Regions from separate parts of the Homo sapiens genome. Here region 1 is linked to region 2. The links are chromatin contacts, found by Hi-C or POLR2A ChIA-PET in ENCODE. All regions are on one chromosome and are shown on one strand. The core of a region is the stretch at or near the end of the contact, and the rest is flanking DNA. Distances in the headings are between cores, read along the strand shown.

Region 1 (6,470 bases), core at 1,238-3,737, 790 kb before region 2:
GCACCCGGCCTCTTAAAGACTTCTCCGCTGTTTCCCAGGTGACTCACAGCAATGAAGGTGTCTCTGAGACTACAGGTCAGCAGGGACAGGAGGGACTCTCATTGCCCCTGTCCCCCTCACTCCCACATCCTTCTGTTCCCACAGATTTATTTCTGGGAAGCCCAGCGGGGGAACCTCACAGAGCGAGTGAAGACGCTTTTCCTGGCTGAGAACAGCGTGAAGCTCAAGAACTTGACTGGCTACACGGCCTACATGGTCAGCGTGGCCGCCTTCAACGCCGCTGGGGATGGGCCTCGGAGCACCCCCACCCAAGGCCAGACCCAGCAAGCAGGTGGGAGAGGGGGCCCTGAGGAGGGGAGGGGTAGGTCGGCCACGGGGGGTTGCAAGAGGACCTACCTGGCATCCGGGCTCTTGGCAGGCATGGGGGCAGCTGCCTTATCCGCCTGAGGATCTGGTCGTGGTACCCAGGTCCCCAGAGACACCCTCCCAAGTGGGAGAGCCCATTCTCAGAAAAGAGAAGCTGTCCCCATAAAGCCTTGAGAAACCCCCACACCTCATCCCTGTCCTCCCCACCGTTTGCCCCGCCTTGCAGACGGACAGTCAGCACCCCCAGCCCCTCCCAGCCAGCCTACTTCTGCTCCCTGCCTTCTTCCCACCTGCCTTCCCTCTGTCTCTCTGGCTTTGTTCATTCCACAAATACTGAGTGTCTTATGAGCCCGTGCCATGCTAGATGCTAGGGACACAACAGTGAGACCAGCAAGGTCCCCACCCTAGTGCGGGGGACAGATCATAAGCAAGTTGATGAAGTAAATGCAGACGGGGGTCAGCACAGGTGACCTAAGAGTGAGGCAGGAGTGGGTGGATGGCTCTGGATAGGCTCACCCACAAAGCCCTCCCTGAGGAGGTGAGATTTGAATGAGAAGAGGCCGGCAGGGGCCAGGCATGGTGGCTCACGCCTGTAATCCCAGCACTTTGGGAAGCCAAGGCAGGTGGATCACCTGAGGTCAGGAGTTTAAGACCAGCCTGGCCAACATGGTGACACCCTGTCTCTACTAAAAATATAAAAAATTATCCAGGCATGGTGGTACGTGCCTGTAATCCCAGCTACTTGGGAGGCTGAGGCAGGAGAATCACTTGAACCCGGGAGGTGGAGGTTGCAGTGAGCCGAGATTGTGCTACTGCTGCACTCTAGCCTGGGTGACAGAGTAAGACTCTGTCCCAAAAAAAAAAAAGACAAGAGGCCAGCCATGAGATGCTCTCAGGAGGTGGCAGAGGGTGCTGGGGGCTCCAGGCAGAGGGAACCGCAGGTGCTAAGGCCTAGGGGCTGGAGAGGAACCCGGGAACGCAGAGAAAGCCAGGTGGCTTGCAGGAAAATGGGGCGAGAGCTCAGGCTGGGGGATTGGGATTGGGATTAATTATAAGTACAATGGACCACACATGGTATCTCACACCTGTAATCCCAGCACTTTGGGAGGCCGAGGTGGGTGGATCATTTGAGGTCAGGAGTTCAAGACCAGCCTGGCCAACATGATGAAACCCTATCTGTACTTAAAAAACTACAAAAATTAGCTGGGCATGGTGGTGCACCCTTCTCCAATCCCAGCTACTCAGGAGGCTGAGGCAGGAGAATCGCTTGAACCTGGGAGGTGGAGGTTGCAGTGAGCTGAGATTGTACCACTGCACTCCAGCCTGGGTGACAGAGCAATAATCTGTCTTAAAAAATAAAAAAATTTAAAAAGTATGCTGGGAAGCCATGGGAGGGCTTGAGCAGTTGAGCAACAGGGTCTGGTTTACATTTAGAGAAAAGTGCTCCGGCTGCTGTGCAGAAGATGGCCTGGTGGAGGGGAGAGAGTAGAGGCAGGGAGGGGAGATCGGGAGGCTGAAGGGTGGCGGGTGCAGAGGAGAGGGCGCTGGTGAGAATCCTGCTGCCTGTGTGCAGAGCGAGCCTGGTAGTCAGGCACTGTCACACTTAACCCTCCCAGAAGCCCCGTGGACAGGCAGGGCAGGCAGCACCCTCATCTCACGATGAGCCGGGGTCACCCAGGAAGTTATACTACTTGTCCAGGGTTGCCCAGCTGGTCACTGGGGCAGCAGAGGCTGGAACCCAGGATTTCTGAGAGAACCAAGTGTTCTGTCCTCGTGGACTGGAATACTGGCCTTTTGCCCCGGCCTCCCTTGAGCATCTTGTTCAACCTGCTGCTTCCTATGCTGTCAGTGACATGTGGCTTTTAAAGAGCTGCAGAGGGCACACCTGTGGCATCAGTTCCTCATTATGACCCTCTCTGGGGACAAGCCCTGGCTCCAGGGAACCCTTTCCCTCCACTACCCCCAGGGTCTGACGGTGGCCAGAATGAGCGTGAGCTGCTGAATATACAAGTCTGTCCGTCCGCCTCCTGTCCCGGCCACTCTTTTGTCAGTGCCATCTGCCAGATGCGAACCCCAGGGAACCCGAGGCTTCCGTCACTGCGGCAGCAGGACAACATGTTCTGTCCCACGTCCCTGTAGCACAGGGGAGGCAGGAAGGGCCCCCTGAGCTCACCTCCCTCCTTCAAAGACACTCGCTGACTCTGCCTCCTGGGGCTGGAGCCGGAAGCAGGTCCGGATTAGCTCCAGCGTGGTGGGGAGGCAGCGCCGGACAATAATAGCCTGGTCATCCTCCCTGGGCCAGCTGGGGATGCCGCAGATTGGGACGCTTCCTGCCCTTCCTCTGTCCTCCCCATCAGGGGAGCCCCCACCCCCATGATTTTGGGGTTGCCACAGGGTTCTTGGTCCGAGAAAACATTTCTCCCAGAGGGTCTGACTGTCCTTGGCGTGGCTCCCCCTGACTGCGTGGGGCCTCTGTGACAAGCCCTGGAGCCCCAGGAGGAGAGGAAGGCCATCTCCGTCTGCTGTGGTTCTGGTGTCTTCTTTGTTTAGCGCCTACCGAATATTCTGAGGCCCAGACACCCCCACCTTCTCCACGAAAGCCAAAAGACGAACCCCGCAAAGCCAGGAAATGGCCTTGCCCCACGATGACCCCGGGGGTGTGACAGCTTGTCCCACACTCATAGCCCGGGCTCAGAGCCACTTAGCAGGGAGAAGCCTGAATTCTGCAACTTGAGGGAAAAATCGAGTTCTCTTTCTTCCCAGTTCTTAGGACTCTGATACTGGAAAGTTGAGAGAGGAGAGGAAGGGGGCCTGATGGCCTCCAGTGACCCCTCCTGCCCGCCCTTTCTGCCGAGCCCCACGCTCTTGTTCCTCCCGGGCTCAGACCCAATACTCCCGCTAGCTCCTTGGAGCTGAACCCGAGGCTTTGAACTTCCACAGAAGAAGGAAACAAAAACCCTTTGCTGTCTCCCGCAGCCCCCAGCGCTCCCAGCTCGGTCAAGTTCAGTGAGCTGACCACAACCTCAGTGAATGTGTCCTGGGAAGCCCCGCAGTTCCCCAATGGCATCCTGGAGGGCTACAGGCTGGTGTACGAGCCCTGCAGCCCCGTGGATGGTGAGTGGACCCCCCAGCACAGCTCCCCAGCCCCCCACTTTGCAAAAGCTCGCTCTCATCTCAGCGCCCATCACAGCCACTACACATGAGTGAGATTCGGTGAGAGTCTCCCCATCTTATAAACACGGAAACTGAGTCCCAGACAAGGGAAAGTGCATTTCCAAGGTAAAACAACAGCAAGTTGAGGGCAGAGTTGGAAGAGAGATCCAGGTCTCCTAACTTCCAGGCAGAGAATCGTTAAATATATTCTTCCCCCTTTGGTCAACGGAAACAGGGAGGAAAGGAAGGGAAACCTGAGTGGACAGGGCTCTGTTGAGACCATAAAGAAGGGGGGCAGCCAAGGACGGTGGCTCACGCCTGTAATGACAGCACTTTGGGAGGCTGAGGCGGGTGGATCACCTGAGGTCAGGAGTTCCAAGACCAGCCTGGCCAACATGGTGAAACCCCGTCTCTACTGAAAATACAAAAATTAGCCGGGTGTGGTGGTGGGTACCTGTAGTCTCAGCTACTCGGGAAGCTGAGGCAGGAGAATCGCTTGAACCCGGCAGGCAGAGGTTGCAGTAAGCCGGGATCACGCCACTGCACTCCAGCCTGGGCGACAGAGCTAGATTCCATCTCAAAAGGAAAAAAGAAAAGAAAAAGAAGAGGGGAGCCCCTGAGGGTCCTACTTTGCCCTTTCCCAAACCTTAGGGTTCTCAGCTTTACTGTGGGTTAGTCCTTCTTTAGCTTTGGTGGGAGTCAGGAACCCCTTGGAGAATCTGATGAGAATCTGACCAAAGCTTCAGAGCCTCTCCCCAGGAAGATACACAAGACCAAGGAGGTCCCTGCACCCCCCACTGCTATCTGCGGACCCCAGATCAAGAGCCCTGCTCTGCAAATGACCTCGCTCTTGTCCTTAACCCTGTTCATCTGACTGGTCTTCTGACCCCTTCCTCCGGGCCCCAGCTGGGAACCTGCCCATTTCTGGGCTCCTAGGCTGGGCTGCGCAGCCCCTGACAATGGGCATCTGGTACCTGCCAGCTTTCTACCCCTGGTAACATGCCAAGAAATCCCTGCCATTTTGTTATGAACAACCATCCTATGAGGATGGGATTTAGGCAGGAAGGAAACTGCGTTCCTCACTGCCTGGGACTAGTCCCAGCCAGGTGCTGGGGGTGTGGCTGACCTCTGGAGCCACCCCTCTCACTCTCACCCCCTCCAATCACGGAGCCTGGCAAGAACAAGGGGCAGAGACCTGGGAACATCGTTGTGACCAGCAGTTCTCGGTGAGCCTAGGGAACAATGGCCCTCAGTCTTCCCTGCTACCACCTGGGTGCCAGCAGCTCGTTCTGCAAAGGGGAGCTGTGTGTTAGAACACCAGGGGGGAGCCAGGCCCCAGCAGGAGATCCAGTCAGGTGCAGGGCCGGAGTGGGGCAGAGGACAGCAGTCCCCGAGACAAGGTACAGGGGGCCAGCACAAGCCCTCTTCACAGGGGCCTCAACCTGGCCTGTCCAGGACCCTCTCAACTTGAGGATGTGAGCTCTTTGCCTTCCAATTCCACAGTCTGGTGGGATCTGGACTGTGTGGCTCAACTCCACACCCCTACACATTCCCATCTTCCCATAATAGTTCAGTTAATAAGTACAGCAAGACAAGGCCCCGCCTGGACAGCCCAGTGTCCACACCCCAGTTCATCCTGGGTTCAGGTCAATAGCAAACCAGCCTCACAAAAGCCCAGCAGCCCCCACTGTCCTGTAGGGAAAACCAAGGTCCAGGCAGATGAGGGCTTTGTTCAGAATTGTCAAGGAGCAGGTAGCCAGAGTCCCTGTTCCTGGTCCCAGGGTCATTTCATTCTTTCAGGAAGCCCCTCTGAGCCTACATTGTTCCATCATTTAGTAATCCACTTAGCGGCCGGGTGCAGTGGCTCACACCTGCAATCCCAGCACTTCGGGAGGCCGAGGCGGTGGATCACCTGAGTTCAGGAGTTCGAGACCAGCCTGACCAACGTGGCAAAATCCTGTCTCTACTAAAAATACAAAATTAGCTGGGTGTGGTAGTGGACGCCTACTCGGGAGGCTGAGGCAGGAGAATCGCTTGAACCCAGGAGGCGGAGGTTTCAGTGAGCTGAGATCGCGCCATTGCACTCCAGCCTGGGCAACAATAGTGAAAATCCACCTCAAAACGATAATATTAGTAATCCACTTAGTCAATAAATAGGTCAGGCACCTACATGCTCTGTTATTTTACTTAAAGCTCATAGCATCCCTGCCTAAGATGCTGTGGACACCCTCACTCGGCAGAACAAACTGAAGCCAAGTTAAGGGACATGCCGGGGCCGGCGCCATCACTGGGTCTGAGCCCAGCCTATTGGCTGCAAGGCCTGTCTTTCACTGGTGACTGGCGTGCTCGATGGACATGGGAAATGACACTAACCCCGGCTCCCAGGGAGGCTGGCAGTCAGGAGTATTTGGATTCGCGAAGCACAGAGTGCAAACCCCCACCTCCTGAAAGCTGGCTCAAGCGTCCCCTCTAGTTGCTGTGATTTGGGGTGCTGAGGCATCCTCACTTTTGCCCTAAAAAGCTTGGTGGACTGGGCATAGTGGTTCATGCCTATAATCCCAGCACTTTGAGAGGCCAAGGTGGGAGGATCACTTGAGGCCAGGAGTTCGCGACCAGCCTGGGCAACATAATGAGACCCTGTCTCTACAAAAATTTAAAAATTAGCCAGGCATGATGGTGCACACCTACAGTCTTAGCTACTTGGAAGGCTGAAAGTGGCAGGACGGCTTGAACCCAGGAGGTCGAGGCTACAGTGAGCCATGATTGTGCCTGAGCAACAGAGCAAGACCTTGTCTTAAAAAAAAAAAAAAAATTGTGGCAGATATAGGTGCTGGAGGGCCATGTGAGCTCCTGGCTGAACCCCAGAGGTGGAGCTGGAGTGGGGCTCAGGTGGAGGACCTGGTCAAAAGTGTGTCCCCGCAACTCTGGGCTTTTGGTATTTTTATGGAAGC
Region 2 (6,701 bases), core at 1,374-3,873:
TTGCTGAAGTTGGGGTGATAGAACAGGGTCGCCCCTGCCTGGAGGCTTTCTTCTCTCTGGGAGGGGTGGGGGTGCCCCCCAGGACCCATTCTCCATGACCCCTGACTGTGACCTCTTCTTCATGATTCCTGACCGTGACCCCCTCCTCCTTTGGTTTCAGACCAGACTTCTTTAGGGGATCCAGGACTAAGCCGAGGAAGGTGTTTCTGAACCTCAGGGAATCTGTGGCCACTGGCAAGCCAGCGGAAAATTCAGGTGTTTGGGTTTTTAATTAAATTTCTAAGTGGAAACCAGGAATGCGGTTAACCAAGGAGCTGAAGCGGTCCGGGTTTCTCATTCCACCCTGACTGCTGGGCGCTTTGGGCTTTCCTGGAATTGCTTTCCTCATCACCTTCGCTGCCTTCTTTTTCTGCTGTCCCCCTTCCCTGCTCGCACCGTTGTGATCGAACCTGAATGGTTTTCTCAAACCTTTCTCTGGGCCCTTACCATCCTAGGTATCTGTTTGTCAGGTACCAACTTAGGGGGAGGATGCCCATGCGCCTGCATTCAAGGTTCACCGCTCAAACTGGCCATTGGGTGATGTTGCTTGTCCCCGAAATAATGACCCGGTCCAGTGACCCAATTCCTTGTACCAACCCTGTGTAAGGATTCAACAGATATGATGATCCCTGTATTAGTCCATTCTTATGCTGCTGATAAAGACATACCCGAGACTGGGTAATTTATAAAGAAAAGAGGTTTAATTGACTCACAGTCCCACATGGCTGGGGAGGCCTCACAATCATGGCGGAAGGCAAGGAGGAACAAGTCACATCTTACATGGTGGCAGGGAAGAGAGACCTTGTGCAGGGGAACTCCTGTTTATAAAATCATCAGATCTTCTGAGATGTATTCACGATCATGAGAACAGCATGGGAAAGACCTGCCCCCATGATTCAATTACCTTTCACTTGGTCCCTCCCATGACACGTGGGAATTGTGAGAGCTACCATTCAAGATGAGATTTGGGTGGGGACACAGCCAAACCATATCAGTTTCCAACCAGCCCCTGCTGCCTGTCAGTGGGGCAATGTCCAGAAAGAGAGGCAGCCCTGCGGCAGGCTCGAGAACGTGCTTCCAGAGTTTTTACTTCCCTTAATCCTCAGAGCCCTGGGATGTTATGATCTCCAGCATTTGAGGCTTAGAGGCATGAAGGAATATCCTTAAGGTCTCATAGCTTTGAAGGATGGAGCCACAGTTCAAAATCAGGTCTTGGCCCAGGACCATCACTGGGCCCCTGTCCTGCCCCAGTGCCAAGTGTCTGTATGACTTTGCACATGTCCCTGGGCCTCTGTCTGTGGGCCCAATTCCTATTGGTCACTTTTAGTTGGAGGTTACAGAGAAACCAACTGTATCCAGCTTAAAACAATGGATGTTTTGGTTGTTCACATAACTAAGAAGTGTGGGGGTTGTGCTTTTGGGGTGATTTGTTGGCTCGGTCTCTCTCTCTCTTTTCATTGTCTCCCCTTCTGTATAAAGTTTCATTCTCAAGTTTACTTTTCTCATGTGGGCAGGCCTCCTGACTCTATAGATCTAGAGGGAGAGAATGGCTTTGTGGTGGCCTTCCTGAGAGCTGACCGTGCAGTAATGCTCACCCCTAGACCCACACCTCTGGCCAGTAGCTTGGGTGCGGGGGGACACATTGATTGACTCTCCCCTGGTCATGTGCTTCACATCTGACTCTGTTGTGAGGTTCCCCAGAGCCACCAAGATTCTGCAAATGGAAATTAGCGCCCTTAGGAAGCACAGGTACATGCAGGGCAATACCACCAATTGTTCACGATGAATGAATTGGACTCCTGGGATAATAAACCAGAATGTGTGCTTGCGGGGGCGGGGAATTAGTTTTGCTTACCTCTGTATACCTGGTATCCTAGGAGGGTGTGGGGGGCATATTAATGCTTAGCAAAAGTTGACAAATGAAGGGACCTCAAAAGTTCTTTCCTCCTTTGAATCTCTAAACCCGAGAGTCTGTTTTTGCATGGGACATCATCTTGTTCCATCAGGGAGCTGGCGATTTGGCTCCTGGGTCACTAAATCCAAACTTGTAGTTGATCACCCATGACTGGGTTCTCATTGACCTGCACGAAGAGTTGTTACTGGAATAAACACTGGATGCTAGAATGCCACCTGCTGCCTGAGATTTCATCAAAGAAAGGGCAACACGTTCCCTAGCTCTGAGCATCTCTAGGCCAATGGTGTTGCTCCCAGTCTACCTTGGGAGGCAAGTTCTGTTCTTCTCCTGGTATGAAAAGCCTGACGATGTGAGCTAGAGGCAATGGATTTGTGCAGACTTCTCACAAGGCTCCTGTGTTTGGCAGCCCAGTGGGGAAGACTGAGAATACAGGGAGGCCAGACAGAGAGCTCGTCCAGAAGCAGCCACACAAGTGGATTTATGTAGAGGGCTCCATTGTGTTCACACATTCATGTGCCAACTTGGAAGCAGATCTTCTGGGTGCTCCATGTTCGAGAGACAGCTTTGATCTCCAGGCTGTTGAGCTCAAGGTGGGAGACTCTGTTTTGCTTACTTTGTTCACACATTACACAGGTAGGCTTTGTTTGAGGAGCAGTGACTCACGCTCATGGGTTGTGTGAGCTTTGAAAGGAAGCCATGCGGCCCTGGCAGGTGCTCCCAGCTGTCCTCGTTTGCCATTGTCAGAAAAAAATCTTATTGTCATGGCGACAGATTTTTTTCTACCTAAAGCTTGAGTATGAATAGCCTTTTTTGATAGGTGATGAAGTGGGAGGAGAGGGGGTAGGTATCATGTATTAAAGGTGCCGTATGTCCTGTGGAAGTGTAGTTACTGTTGCCCCCATTTAACAGACAAGGATGCTGAGGCTCCCAGAGCTTATGTCAGTTGTCCAAAGTTACCGTGCTGGTCTGAGGTGGAGCTGGAACTTGATCTGCTTCCAACTGGACACGTGACTGCATCCATCCAGGCTTTAGCTGCAAGCTGGATCCTGTTTCTCTTGGAAAGTGCTAGAAGTCACAAATCAAATGGTTTTCACATTATATATTTATTTAGAGACAGAGTCTTACTCTGTCACCCAGGCTGGAGTACAGTGGCTTGATTGTGGCTCACTGCAGCTTCAACCTCTGGGGCTCAAGCAATCCTCCTTTCTCAGCCTCCTGAGTGGCTGGGACTATAGGCATGCACTACCACATCTGGCTAATTTTTTGATTTTTTTGTAGAGACAAGGTCTCCCTGTGTTACCCAGGCTGGTTCGTGAACTCCTGGGCTCAAACGATCCTCCAGCCTCCACCTCCCAAAGTGCTGGAGTCATAGGCATGAGCCTGGCCTCATAATACTTCTATCGCTATGATTCATCCTTCACTTCTTCCTCCTAGTAACCCACTGACAGCTTTAAAACAGTGCTTCTCCTTCCCTCTGCTCATAGAGGTGAGACATACATCCTTTCAGGAGTGTAGCTGGAAATAGACTCCTCCCTTCCCTACAGATGGGACAGTAAAGTCAATGTTAAGGTCATTAATACTAAGATCAGCTGAGAGGTTGGTTGACCAGTTTTCCCTGATGAGAAACTCTCATTCAGTGCTGCCAGGTTCTGGGCTTTTCCTCCAGCTCTGCCTCTTCTCTCTTGCTGTCCTCAGGTTTCTCTCTGCAGACGTTAAATCTGGTTTGGAGAGCTAGAAGTGATGTTCGTCCTTAAAACCAGTACGTTTGCCCACAGTACTGTCCTGACTGTATTTGCTTAGGAGATGTGCATGTCCAAAGCATGCGTCAGCATCACGGATTCCCCTATTGTTGAAATCCCATGAAGGATGCTGAAGTCAGGGCACGCTTAGTTGAAATTCTATCACATTTTCCACCTGTGATCGTTGGTGTTTAGAGGGATGATTCTGAGGGGCAGGGGGAAGGGGTGTCCCAGCATCCTTGATGAAGAAGGTGTGTGAGGTTGGCTGCACAGTGGGACAACGGAACAGCAGACGGATCCATTATCAGGGCATTCACTGGAAGTGTTGAGTTCAAGGGCTGTAACTTTCAGTTGACCAGGACATTGCTGTGCATACCTTATTCCTTGAGCTCAAAGTTGAGTTTTCAGAGCAGACCTATTGGTAGGCTCACTCTTCGGATGTTATGCTTGGAAAGCGGGAGTGCTGCCCCGGGCTGTACCTACATCACCTTCCAATGGGGTAGGGGGCCTTGTGAGAAAGCCTTGCCCCATCTGAGCTGCACGCGCATCAGCTGCCATGCACTCTGTCCTTTGCACAAAGAACCTCTTAATTGACATGATTGGGAGGGTAGAGAATGGAGCCTCTGTGTGGCCTTGAGGTTGGGGGGATGGGAGGATGGGAGCTGTATGTCTCATTCACTGGACTAGGTACACTGAATCTTTCATTCCTCCTTCCACATATTTCCCTCCCTTCTTGGCTTAAATCTTATGTCCATCTTAAAGAAATGGACTGGCTCCTTGGTTATATCTGTGTGGGCTGTGGTTGCATCTCTGCTTTGATGTTGCTGGATTTAATTATGGAAGATCCAATTCCCTTTTAACTTTTTTTCTCAGAAGTATAGAACTTGGGCTATGGTTTCCATTGGCTTAACTGAGATGACTTATGTGAAAGCTGTCGTATACTCTACTGTGCAATGCAAATCTAATGAATAACCAGCCCAGGAATCTCTGTTAGCTTGAGTGGACAGACAGGAGTGGAGTGGGGGCAGAGCAGAGGAGAGGAGTGGCAGCAAGGAGGTGCTTCCTCAGCGCTTCCTCCTTGGGGTCCAGAATGGGCTCTGGTCTCAACTGGTTTTTCCCTGTGACCTGCTGGGTGCTCCACTCCTTCTGGGCTGTGTCCTCCTCTTCTTCCTTCCTTATTCTCCCAATGCATGGTTAGGGATACCTGACTTGCAGCTGACATAGAATCCAGTATTCGTGTCCACTCTTAGCCCAAGTTATGCCTGAATAAACTCATCAGTGGGTTGAGTGCTAAGTCTGTTTTTGCAAACTTTTGTTTTTCATCCAATTTTTCTTTTCTTTAAACTTCCATAATACTGACAGCTATAATATCATATACTGCCATGATGGTTCCACATACATGGATCTTTTTTCTTCCGTATAGTCATAGGTGTGCACTCTGATTTCATAGCACCTGGCCTCATGCTGACTCTAGTAAAGACTTAATACAGCGGACCCTTGAACATTGCAAGGGTTAGGGATGCTGGTCCTCCGTGCAGCTGAAAATCCACATGTAACTTTGGACTTCCCTAAAACTTAACTGCTAATAGCCTCCCGTTGACTAGTAGTCTTACCAATAACATAGTCGATTAACACATATTTGGTAAGTTATATGTATTATATATTGATACAGTAGATATGTATTATATACTATCCTCTTACAATAAAGTGAGCTAGAGAAAACAATATTAAGAAAATCATAAAGAAGAGGAAATAGATTTACTATTCATTAAGTGGAAGGGGATCATCACAAAGGTCTTCCCCATCGTCATCTTCACAGTGAGTAGGCTTGGAGGGAGGAAGAGGAGGGGTTGGTCTTGCCGTCTCATGGGTGGCAGAGGCAGAAGAAAAACCACGTATCGGTAGATCCACACAGTTCAAACCTTGTTCAAGGCTCAACTGTATATACACGGCGACTCGGTGGGTTGAAGGCCCACACTGGTCTGCCATTTGATGTGGCTGTGGTGACAGTGGTGTCTGGTCAATGGGTTCTGGCTTAGTAGCCTAACCATATGGCATTGCAGAAGCAGCTTTCAGAAGATGGTATTGGTCTTTCCTTGGAGTGGTCCTGAGAATTGCAGACTTCTATCCCCTGTGGGTGGTTTTCTGTCCCCAGGAGTCCTGGTTTTTACCTAGTCTTGGCCTCCTAATTTGCCTCATGGCTTTGGGCTCATTACACCGCGTATTGGGGCCTCAGTTTCCTCTCTGTGTATCTCAGAACTACATGATTTCTTGATTACTTGGAGCAGGGAGGGTGTCTTTTTGTTTTGTTTGCCGTTTTCCACAGGTGACCTTGAGCAAGGTAGGTAAGGAGAGATGCCAGGTTGTTCTCAGTGGACACACGGCTTCCAGTTCTTTCTGCAATACAACTCGACTTCTTGGAGAAGAACTCAATTCAACATAAATGAAATCAAAATAGAAAACAGTCTTGCTGAGCAATCTTTAGAGAACATCATTTGTGATAGCTATAGCTGGGAATGTCTATTTTGTTGTGACCTTGTACCCAAATAAATTAGAGGAGTAATTGACCCTTTTTCTCCCTGAGGTTTGAGATAATTTTATTTATTTAAGGGCTTTAGGGCAGTCTGCTTGCCCCTTTCCAGAGGGGGACAGCTGGACTCAAAATGCCTTCAAAGGATCCATCTTTTAGGGCGCCGTGGCAGAGGCCCTTCACTTAGGTAAAAGTGAGATTCTTTCCTGCATGCTGGTGGGCTCCCATCCTGGATTTGGGAGCTGCAAAGCACACGTTGGTGGGAGATCCGGCTGGGAGGAGAATTCCGCTCTGCGGGGCTGCTGACCCACTTGTCACTCACTTGCTGTTAAGGCATAGAGACGCCTTGTTGTAACTGGAATTGTTCTGGGGAATGAGGAGTCCTCGCCACTCCCCCTTCTCCTTCCCGCCCTAACCTCCCTCCCCTCCCCTTAGGGGAAAAAAAAATTCCTTCCCCCTTTTCAGCATCTGTGTCTTT

The links. A loop is a pair of places that touch in the nucleus more often than their neighbours do. ChIA-PET counts read pairs that join two places held with the same protein, here RNA polymerase II (POLR2A). Pooled maps may share reads with other maps.
Region 1: a loop to region 2 is called in a pooled map, with 2.0 times the contacts of the local background. The contact joins two enhancer-like sites. A Hi-C loop is called at or near these places in 9 of 168 maps with a recorded cell type or tissue (CD4-positive, alpha-beta T cell, CD8-positive, alpha-beta T cell, HL-60/S4 and 5 more), 21 of 37 single-sample maps with no recorded cell type and 18 of 50 pooled maps. POLR2A ChIA-PET finds 5 or more read pairs at or near these places in 3 of 52 experiments (CD4-positive, alpha-beta T cell, T-cell and WTC11).

What each region holds. Positions count from the first base shown.
Region 1 is chr17:73,362,268-73,368,737 of GRCh38, reverse strand. SDK2 (sidekick cell adhesion molecule 2) reads left to right here. Exons shown (of 45, transcript NM_001144952.2): 37 at 145-331; 38 at 3,343-3,480. Among named protein-coding and RNA genes, the nearest start is that of CDC42EP4, 54 kb to the right of the region's middle. RefSeq lists enhancers at 3,249-3,751, 4,216-5,191. Within about 2 kb of position 2,487, at least 15 of the 41 ENCODE cell types and tissues checked have a DNase peak (open chromatin) inside an H3K27ac peak, as active enhancers do.
Region 2 is chr17:72,576,598-72,583,298 of GRCh38, reverse strand. The region is part of intron 1 of LINC00673 (long intergenic non-protein coding RNA 673); the gene reads left to right. Among named protein-coding and RNA genes, the nearest start is that of LINC00673, 13 kb to the left of the region's middle. Within about 2 kb of position 2,623, at least 5 of the 41 ENCODE cell types and tissues checked have a DNase peak (open chromatin) inside an H3K27ac peak, as active enhancers do.